Linked DNA regions of Homo sapiens: region 2 is linked to region 1. Evidence: chromatin contacts called from ENCODE Hi-C or POLR2A ChIA-PET data. All regions are on one chromosome and are shown on one strand. The core of a region is the stretch at or near the end of the contact, and the rest is flanking DNA. Distances in the headings are between cores, read along the strand shown. Region 1 holds the start of EMSY-DT (EMSY divergent transcript). Region 2 holds the start of NARS2 (asparaginyl-tRNA synthetase 2, mitochondrial).

Region 1 (5,609 bases), core at 1,303-3,802:
GCGCAATCTCAGCTCACTGCAACCTCCACCTCCTGGGTTCAAGAGATTCTCCTGCCTCAGCCTCTCGAGTAGAGTACCTAGGACTACAGATGCACAACACCATGACCGGCTAATTTTTCTATCTTTAGTATAGACGGGATTTCACCATGTTGGCCAAGCTGGTCTTGAACTCCTGACCTCAAGTGATCAGCCCACCTCGGCCTCCCAAAGTACTGGGAATACAGGCATGAGCCACCATGCCCGGCCAGGAAGATTTTCAAATAAATGGCCATAATTCAGTGTTCTGAGCTCTGTAACAAGGTGTACACTGAGTGGTAGGGGAGCAGAGGCAGGGATGTCTGTCTTATCCTAGAGGGAAAGACAGGGGCAGGATAAGCTTTTTGAGGAAAAAGTTTGAGTCTAATCCTTAAGGAAGAGCATGTTGGGAACATTTGAGACTATAAAGCAGTCACAGGCAGCATGGGAAAGGTAGTTTCTGACTGCAAAATAAATACGGTTAGGAGAAAAGGGAAGATGTGAACTGTAGTATGTAATGACCAGCACCATCAACATCACCTGGGGGCCTGTTAAGACTATAGGATCCAGGCCTTACCTGATATCTATACTACCAATATTTGCGTTTTAACAAGATCCTCAAGCGGTTCCTATTGACCATTAAAGTTTAGAACCACTGGTCTAGAGCATAGGCTCTGGAGCCAACATAATCAGGTTTAAATCCCAGCTTTAGCTTTTTTTTTTTTTTTTTTTTTTAAGATGGAGTCTTGCTCTGTTGCCCACGCTGGAATGCAGTAGAGCGATCTTGGCTCACTGCAACCTCCACCTCCCTGGTTCAAGCAATTCTCCTGTCTCAGCCTCCCGAGTAGCTGGGATTACAGGCACATGCCACCATGCCCAGCTAATTTTTGTATTTTTAGTAGAGGTGGGCTTTCACCATGTTGGCCAGGCTGGTCTTGAACTCCTGACCTCAAATGATCCACTTGCCTCAGCCTCCCAAAGTGCTGGGTTTACAGGCGTGAGCCACCATTTACTTATGTGTGACTTTAGGCAAGCTATTTTGCTTCTTTCCTAGACTTTAGTTGCCTCCTTTGTAATTAGAGATAATAAAAGTTTCCACCTCATAAAGTTGTTCTAAGGACTGAATTACTATGTAAAATGCTTAGACCAGTATGTGGCACTTAGTAAGCACAAGGATTGACTATAATAATTCATCACTCATATGCTACTTCTTAAGGTCAGAGTCAGTTTTATAAGCCCCTTGTCTTTCGATTTGTACTCCATTGTAGAGGAGTAGACATTCATTGTCATTTTGACATTCACTGTAGAGGAAAGGACATTTGGAGGTCAGAAGACCTGGGATTACAAAGCCTAGCTCTCTTCCAATTCCTAGCTCCGTGAAATTTGGTGAGTCCTTGGTACATCTATGTTTTTCTCATTCATAGTATGAAAGACCTTAATCGTACCTGTCACACTGAAATGTTGCGAGGCTCAAATCAAATAATATATGTTAAAGTACAAAAATCCTCTATGAAGATTTCACTTACTATCTTTCCAAGAGTTCTTAAGCAACTGGATGCATAGGAAGGTCAGGGAGACAGCGGAGGGAGGGCCTGGTGATTAATATGTTCCACTTTACGATTTTCTGAAGGTGTAGGTTGGGTTTCAACAACAGTGACTTTCCTAGACCTCGGAGGGTATTTTTAGCTAATGGGCAAATAGTAGTAGGAAACTTAAATGCTGTTATTTACCTTCTCTTCCTAACCTACAGTTCCACTCAAGAACATGAAGAGTCTCATACGTTTGTATAGTGGTTCACAACTTACAACGTTTACGTGGTGCATCACAAGATCCCTATAGGGTAGTATTAACCCAATTTTTCAAGAAGGAAACTATGTCTGGAAATTGTAGAATGCACATTAAAAACTCTTTCTGACGAGCGTTTCTACCGGATCCGATGTTACCCAAAGTACAAAATTTAAAGAGGGAAGTCAATCACAAGATTTCATTGAATCTTCAGTATCAGGCAACTGGCTTCTATTTTATGGCCGCAAATAACTATATATTGGGCCCCTTTTCTCACCTGTAAAATAGGAACGAAAAGACCTTCTCCACAAATAAGATGAAATAAGAACAAAGGCTGAGGGTGAACCTACCACGTCGTAGGGCCTCAAATAAATTCCTTCTCCTTCTTGCCCTTGACAGAGATAGCACGAGATATCACTACCATTCCCACTTCACACGTGGAGGAAATCCAACGCGAGAACGCTCGGATTTCCCCTTCTTTACTTGCAACAACTCCGTAACCCGCAAATCGGCTACGGACAACTGCGATGTCCACTATGTTAGTTCTCGTAGCGTGGATTCTCTCTCCTCAAGATGCCATCTGGGGGGCTAGAGGCCACTAATAATTGCCCTCACGATCGAAGAAACTCGATCCTAATCCTCGACGGCACTTCAGGAACAAAGCTGCTCTCCCATCGTCCCTAACCTCACTACCGTAAAGGTCGCAGCAGAGCCCCTGCTCCAACCGCTAGCGCCATCTTGGCCGCTACGTGTGACGCCACACGTAGCAGAGAGCGCAGCCGATTGGCTGGGAGACGGCAGCCCAGGAGAGGCGCGCGAAGCCAGAGACAGGAGGGTATGCAGGAGAAACCAAGGGAACTACAATCCCGGCCTTCCTTGCGCGTACGACAGCAAACCTGGAGCGAAAGAGGTTGGAGTTTGGATTCGGACCACAACTCCCAGCACCCTCCGCGATGTCTGTCCTTTTCTTTCATAACGCGGAGGAAAAGAAGGACAAGATGAATGGAGGCCTTTTGGTGTTTGTTCTCCGAAAGGCGGGAAAAGCGAACTACACCTCCCGACTGGCCGCGCGCGGCTGCGCCTGCGCCCTGTTACCTGTCGCCATCTTGCCCCTTCAGAGGCACCGCAAACAAACCCAATTCCTGGTGTCCCCTAGTCTTGGCGGAGGAGCCTTTTAGATGAGCCCCGAAAGGCCGGGCAGGTGGGTGACTCTCAGGCAGGGTCCTGGGAAGAGCTGGCAGGCCAGCCAGGCTAGAGGAGCGCCGGGCCAAGCATTCGGAGCCCGGCTTGGGGCTCCCAGCCCCATCCTCCGTTGTTTCCTAACGGGATCGTGGGGCTCCCCGGGGTGGACTCAGGGGGACTCTGGCTGGCCTGGTGCTGGGACTCTGGGGGTTTAGCTCTGGGAGACTCCCGGTGAGTCCAGGTCGTCTGGCTGGGTATCCGCTGGCTTACTCTCTCTCGGTTGTCCTCTCCGCTGGGGAGGGAGTGAGGCGCGGGTGCCGGCCGGGACCCCTGACAACAGCTACTGGCCCAGAGGGGCTTGGGTCGTGGACTTGACATTGGGACCGGCGCCGAGAGGTCCGGGTGAGGAGCCTGGGCTGGCTGCTCTTGTTGTGGTGCTGCTAGGGAGTGCGTGTTTGGAGAGGGGGCGGGGCGGGCTTGTCTCCTTGACACTTGAGTGGGGAAGGATCCTACAAGATCCTGGTTCCCCGAGCGGGCTCCGGAAACTACTGCCCGGGTTTCCGATGCGTTGCGGCCCCGCTCTGGGGTCCCCTGGCTAGGACGCGCCGGGATGCCGTGACGTGGTGCTCGGTTCGAGCAGTCGCCGGCCGCCTCCAAGATCCTGTCGGGAGGCGGGGACTGGCTTGTGGAGGGAGAGGATTCCTTTGGCTCTGCCCCTTCTTCCTCCTCCCCACCCCTTTTCTTTATGTCATACTGCCGGCTGGGGCGCGCAGTCCAGTTCTTCTTGCCTTGGGTTTGTTCTGAGCTGAGAGGACTATGGGAAGTAGGGGGAGGGGGGCTCACCTCGGGACACAGAGTTGGAGTTAGCAGCCCCAGCGCCTGGAACGGGATATAGCAGTTATTTCGGTTCGGTGTCTGACTTCTAGGCTAGACAGTGAGCTCGTTCATTCATTCATTCATCCATTCGTTTTGCTCAGTCGCGTCAACCATTCACTTACCCATTTAACAAATACTTAGAGCGGCTCTACTCTGTGCTAAGCAGGTATTGCGCGTGCCCCCAGAGCCGTGTCTTTTTGTCTTTTACACTAGGAAATTCCCAGTTCTAAGTAAGTTCCTGGCAGCTCAACTGTTGGTAAATGGCTGTTTAATAACTACAGGATCAAAATTCATATTCCATTAAGACTTGAGAGAGTATATATATATGTGTGTGTGTGTATATATATATGTATATATATATGTGTATATATATATATGTATGTATCGTTCCAATTTTAGTATATGTGTTGCTGAAGCGAGCACGAGGAGTTATTTATTAAGTTTCTTTAACTTGCTAGGAGCTTTACAAATTTTATCTCATGTAATTCATAAATGAGGAAGCTGACAGGAGTCAACTTGCCCCAGGTTGGTAGTACCACCTGTTTATTAAATGAAATGCCAGCCACTATGAAAGAACTTTATATATAGTGTTCTTTAATACGCGTAACAAACTGGGTGGTATTACCTCTGTTTTATAGATGTGTAAAGCTTAGGCTTAACCAGTAAGTTGAAAAGTTGGGACTAGAAACCTAGAGGTGTCTGGCTCTAAAGCCTGTGTTCTTTCCACTGTGATAGTTCAAATGACTTAATTCTTGATTTCTCAAAAGTTGGAAAGTGTGGTGGTGAGAAAGGATTGTAAAATAGTAATATCTTTTTGGTTTACTTCTTAGCCTGTGACTGGATCTCCAGGTGAGTGGCCCCTTGAATGTACTTTGGTACTTTGGTAATTTGACTTTTTTTTTTTGTTCTGGTAGGGAGGACAAGCTCTTTGGGGCTACCAAACAGAAGCAGCAATGCCTGTTGTGTGGCCAACCCTTCTGGATCTCAGCAGGGATGAATGCAAAAGAATTCTTCGAAAATTGGGTATGACGTTCATTGTTTGTTTTTTACCTCTCTCTGATACCTTTTTTCCCTTTCTGCCTAGGTCATAGCTGTTTGCATGGATGTCATATCTCACGCTACATCAGAAATTCTTTGGAGATACAGTTCCCATCTTACTCATTGTTGTTTCCCTCAGTGCCTAACATAGTGCTTTGTAAATAGTAGGTGTGTGAATTGTAATAATACTAGTAGCTAAGATTTATTGAGGGCTACTTGGCTATTCTGAGTCTTTTTTATACAACATCTAATTTAAATATTTTAAGAATTAGCTTTGTCCTTTGAAAGCCTAAAAGGTAGGTGTTTTTTGTTTGTTTGTTTTGTCTCGTCTCCATTTTACAGATGAAGCTTAGAAGCCAAGGTAATGGTGATAGACATGGAGTCAGTATTTGAACCAGGGAGTATGCTTTCAGTCTCACTTTAACATACTCTTAACCTTCATGATTGTATGTGTCAATTACATACTATTTCTGAATTCTAAGTTGATGTAAGCCATGCTCACTTTTTCAAATTATATTTTACTATCAATAATAAAACACATTTTATGCTTGTAATTTATTATTTAGTGTTTCTTTTCCCTTACAGCAGCCTTTCTCAACCAGCATTGAGGGAAAGAATTAAACCCTAATGCTAAGGTATCCATTGTATGTAAAGAACTAACTTCGCCCTGTGCATCTAGAGTGCTATTAGTTATTACTTTCCTTGGGAAAATT
Region 2 (5,019 bases), core at 1,050-3,549, 2.1 Mb after region 1:
ACCTCATGCAAGATATCTTCCTTAACCTTCTCAGTTACGTAACTTCCTGTTTTCTTATAGTTCTTTACTTACCTTACTACCAACTATCCTATTGCTAAAATTATTTGTTTTAACCATTGGAGCAGGGCTGTCCAACAGAAACATAATGTGAGTCACATGTTTAATTTAAAATTTCTTTTTGTGGCCACGTTAAACATAAAAATAGATGAAATATTTCACTTTAACCTATTATGCCCCAAATATTATCAACATATAATCAATATAAAAACATATTGAGATATTTTGCATTCTTTTTGGTTCTTCAAAATTGGTATGTATTTTACACTTATAGCACATCTCAATTTGGACCAGACAAAGTTCAAGTGCTCAGAGCCAAAAGTGGCTGGTAGCTACCATATCAGACCTCACAGGACTAAACTGAAATCCTCTAACCTGGGCAGCAGGTTCTCTTTTCATCTTTGAATTTTCTCTTGACTAGCACACAAAGTATCATTAATGTATACCCAATCAATAGACCAACAGACCTATGGAAAGAATATGGAACTCAAAGAGGAGCAGATTGGTCATACCGCTAAAAAGTAAAGGATATGTGAGGACAACAGAAATCACTGCAACGGCAAGCCATGACTGTGTCAGTACAATCATGGGTGACAAAGCAAGAACCTACTCAAAAAATAAGTATTTATTATAACAACATCTACCAGGCTTATGCCTGTAATCCCAGCATTTTGGGATGCCGAAGGAGGAGGACTGCTTGAGTCCAGGAGTTTGAGACCAGCCTGGGCAATACAGTGAGACTCATCTTCACAAAAAACTTAAAAAATTATAGAGTGTGGTGGTGCATGCCTATAGTTTCAGCTACTCTGGAGGCCGAGGCAGGAGGATTGCTTGAGCCTGGGAGATGGAGGTTGTAGTCATCTGAGATCACATCACTGCGCTCCAGTCTGGGTGACAGAGCTAGACCCTGTCTCAAAAAATAAATAACCACATCAGTGTACTTCAGCAACCTAATAAGAAACAGTCAAACACCTTGTTTATTCTGCACCTCTTCTATGTGGAGCTGCTGCAAATAATATAATCAGCAAGAGAAACAATAGCAGCTAACATTTGTAGACTATGAGCCACTGTTCTAAATATCTTACTTCCATTACCTCATTTAATTTTCAGGACTCAGGGACAATTATTATCTCTTTCCATAAGAGGAAAATAAGGTGTAGAACGCATAAACGCTATGCAGAGATTTAAACCTAAGCAGCTTAACTCCAGAGCTCTTTCAAACTGCTACATTCCAGTCTTTCTCCGAATTCATTAAAAATAAATTACATGCAGACCCCCACAATAGGCACTGAGGTCGCTAAAAGTTTAAAAGGCATGGTTTGAACAAGTATTTGCTGTCAGCCATGTGTGAATACAAAGGCAGGTAAGACACGGTTTCTGCTCTCAAGGAGGGAGGTCAAGACAACCACTTTATAAACCTGGATATTCATTATAAGGGATAAAGATAGAGAAAGGGGGCTTGTTCATTTACACTTTTGGTATGATTAACAAGTTTACAGGTAATACCCTGGAATCATGAAAGCAAAGTTCCAGCGCTTTACAGTTATCGGAACAGTTTTGTGAAAAGTAATGGAAATCAGAAAAGTGCAAACCCGCGACGCCTACACTTTCTAACTTTTCCCTGCTGGCGGTTGTGTCTGACCCGACTGTAAAAGAAAAGCTAGATGTGGATGTGCCATATAAAAGTCCCTACAAGAAAAAACCCACTCCCTTCCCATTCACCAACCTGGATCTTAATGCGCTCCCCACTCGCGTTCTGAGCCCCGAGAGCGTCCCGCACGCTCAGTTTGGCTGAAGGTTTGTGCTTGGGGAAGGGGGCGGAGGAACAGAAGCGCACGGACCGCAGCAGGCAGCGGACCCCCAGCATCCCGCGTCCGCCCAGGCCCTCCGCGGGAGCAGCCCAGACCCCACGGTTCGAACCCCGCCTGCAGCGGCCCTCCTTTCTCAGCTGCTCCCCTTCCGCGGCCGCAGCTCTGCTCTAAGGCACTCCAGAGCCCCTCGGCTGCGCGCTTTCTCCTTCAGGACTCCCAGCTCTGTCCCCACAGAACCTCTCCGCTTCCCACTTCCCAACGGGGCGGAATGGACAGGACACTAGGCAAACGCCAGAAAGAAACCACGTGCAGTTGGCAGCTGGGGCGCCCCACTACCCGCGACAATTGTAAACCTACGAACAGAACCCGGGCCGCAACACGCGCAACCACTCCTACCACACCACGCCAACGCCGCTTACGTCATCACGCTACGGGGAAGAAGGGAGAGCATGCGTACTTGTGACCCAGGCTTAGGGAGGCGTGCGGGAGGGGGCGGGGTCAGGAGCCGAGACGGGGCGGAGCTAATGCCCTAAGGTTGTAGAGATTATCGCTGAAAGAACGTGGGAGCACATCTGAGGGTCTTCATTTCTAAAGTTTCCAGGTGAGGCTGAGAAACTGAGAGGCAAGGAGTGACTGATGGAGAGGGAAACCGTCTCCATCAGTCAACAATAGGGATCCAAGTAAGAGGAGGCTCTTAGCTGTTAACAGGATTCGCTTGAAGAGATCAGTCGTTCCTTTCCTGAGTACTCCGCAGAGAAAAATCAGACATAGCCCCAATGCGCAAGTCACAGTTGTGTGGTATCAGACAGCTAAACAGACAGTTGCATAAAAGGGCGATCAGTTTGCCTGACAGAGCCTAAGCGTGGGACGCCAGAGATGGCTTCCTGGAGAAAGTAGTCCTCTGACAGGTAAATAAAAGGAACTGGAGGGACCTTGCATATGGCAGGCAAGACGGTGGGAAGATGTTGCAGAGACTGGAGGAAACTCGAGTGTTTCCTGCCAGAATCCTCCAAGTCTCCCTCTTCCCTCTGCCCTCCAACACAGCTATCTGCATTTGTTTGACCTGGAAACAATGACCCTTTTATATATTAGGCTACGTTTTATTAAAAAAAAAATTCTGTAACTCAATGACGGTCATTAAAAGGTTTTTAATCTAATTTAAAAAGTAAAACGTTTGGCCAAGTGCGGTGGCTCACGCCTGTAATCCCAACTCTTAGGGAGGCAGAAGCAGGAGGATTGCTTCAGCCCAGGAGTTCAAGACCAGCGCTCGCCCTCGCTGTCTCTCTCCCGCTCCCTCTCACTCTCACTCTCTCTCTCTCACTTTTACCTTACTTAAAGTTGCTACTATTATTATACCCATTTTACAAATGAGAGAACTTACGCACAGAAAGGCTAGATGACCTACTTAAGGATACACATTCCCTAAGTGTGAGATTTAAACCCAGAAGTGCTGGCTCTATGCACTTAAGCAGTATGCTGTATTACATAGTGTCCCAAGGTGATCTGTTCCATCAAGGAGCTCATGCTTTAGAGATGGAGACAAGCAAGAAAAGAGACTACTGAAATATAAACCAGTAAGTGCACACATAGATGTATGAGTTGTCTGCATTTGTTTGGACTGAAAAGTCACCCTTATATATTAGGCTACCTCTTAAATTTATCCAAAAAATTATTTTTGATATTTTATCCAAATATTATATTGGATAAAATATAATACAATTATAATATATACATGTATCACAATTTTATATTTTATATAATATAAATGTGTTCCCTGGTTCTTTTAATAAATTAAAATTATAAATATAATAAAATTATAATTATAAATTATAATATATAATTAAATTATATTGGATATATTATATATTATATACTTATAATATAAAATATGTTGGATAAAATATAATATAGTCTAGAGAAGGAGAAAATTAAGCTGAATTTTTGAAGTGGATCAATATTTTGCCAGGTAGGCATGTAAGAAAATTTCCTGCCAGAAGGTGAACACGGAAGGTTGCCAGGAGGGCAAATGGCCTGGAAAAATTGTAAAATCATTCTTAAGACAGGCTAGAAAATATCTCATCTGAAAATACTTGATGTTGGAGGTGGAACCTAGTGAGAAGTGTTTGGATCATGAAGGCCTTGGTGCCACCCTTGCAGGAGTGAATTCTCAGTCCATTAGTTTTTGCAAAGCTGATTGTTGAAAAGAGCCTGGCACCCCCCTCCCTCTCTCTTCCTTCCTCTTTTGCCATGTGATGTTTGCTCCCCTTTGCCTTCCTGAATGGCTGAATGACAACAAACCTTGACATTATTTACTTTGAGTGGAAGCAGATTCTGGTGCGATGCTTCTTGCACAGCCTGCAGAACTGTGCAAATAAATGAATACACTTCTTATCGATCAAAAAAAATATATAGGCCAGGCGCAGTGGCTCACGCCTGTAATCCTAGCACTTTGGGAGGCCAAGGTGGGCAGACTGCCTGAGCTCAGCCTGGGCAACATGGTGAAACCCTATCTCTACTAAAATATAAAAAATTAGCTGGATGTGGCAGCATGTGCCTGTAGTCCCAGCTACTCGGGAGGCTGACGCAGGAGAATTGCCTGAACCTGGGAGGCAGAGGTTGCGGTAAGCTGAGATCACGTCACTGCACTCCAGCCTCAGCAACTGAGTGAGACTCTGTCTCAAAAAAAAAAAGAAAAAGAAAAGAAAAGAAAAGAAAAAAATACTTGGGCACTTCTTGAACCTTGAGAAAGGAAAAATGGAAACTTGCAGCCAATGCCTTCAGAATTATGCAGCTATGGACTTTTAAGGGAAAAAAAGTTCGCTCGTTCAAAATCTGGGGAACAAGACAGTCTGGGGTACATAACAATGATGTTTATCCCAGTGAAAATCTTTTCTTTGCCTATGCCTACCCTGTCCAAGTGATCAAAAGTAGTAACCAGTTGGCTCATTTCTTACTCATGCCATTTTTCTGTCTTGCCTTCTGCTATGGCTTGGATATGATTTGTTTGTCCCCACAAAAACTCATGTTGAAATTTAATCCCTGATGTGGTGGTGTTGGGAGATGAGGCCTAATGGAAGTGGTCTGGTGTATGGGAGCAGATCCCTCATGAGTGGCTTGGTGCTGTTTCCGTGGACTGCATGAGTTCTTGCAA

The links. A loop is a pair of places that touch in the nucleus more often than their neighbours do. ChIA-PET counts read pairs that join two places held with the same protein, here RNA polymerase II (POLR2A). Pooled maps may share reads with other maps.
Region 2: a map of CD4-positive, alpha-beta T cell shows a loop between it and region 1 (9-fold over the local background). The contact joins the promoter of NARS2 here to the promoter of EMSY-DT in region 1. A Hi-C loop is called at or near these places in 2 of 168 maps with a recorded cell type or tissue (CD4-positive, alpha-beta T cell and naive thymus-derived CD4-positive, alpha-beta T cell) and 8 of 50 pooled maps. POLR2A ChIA-PET finds 5 or more read pairs at or near these places in 1 of 52 experiments (PC-3).

Annotation. Positions count from the first base shown.
Region 1 is chr11:76,442,128-76,447,736 of GRCh38, forward strand. It overlaps EMSY-DT (EMSY divergent transcript), which reads right to left and starts at 2,553. Exons shown (of 2, transcript NR_186348.1): 1 at 2,151-2,553. EMSY (EMSY transcriptional repressor, BRCA2 interacting) reads left to right here and starts at 2,891. Exons shown (of 22, transcript NM_001300942.2): 1 at 2,891-3,001; 2 at 4,773-4,881. The coding sequence starts at 4,812. RefSeq lists enhancers at 1,896-2,531, 2,532-3,168, 2,869-3,098, 3,299-3,348, 3,389-3,458 and 1 more.
Region 2 is chr11:78,572,565-78,577,583 of GRCh38, forward strand. It overlaps NARS2 (asparaginyl-tRNA synthetase 2, mitochondrial), which reads right to left and starts at 2,300. Exons shown (of 14, transcript NM_024678.6): 1 at 1,784-2,300. The coding sequence starts at 1,924. RefSeq lists enhancers at 1,686-1,795, 2,456-2,595.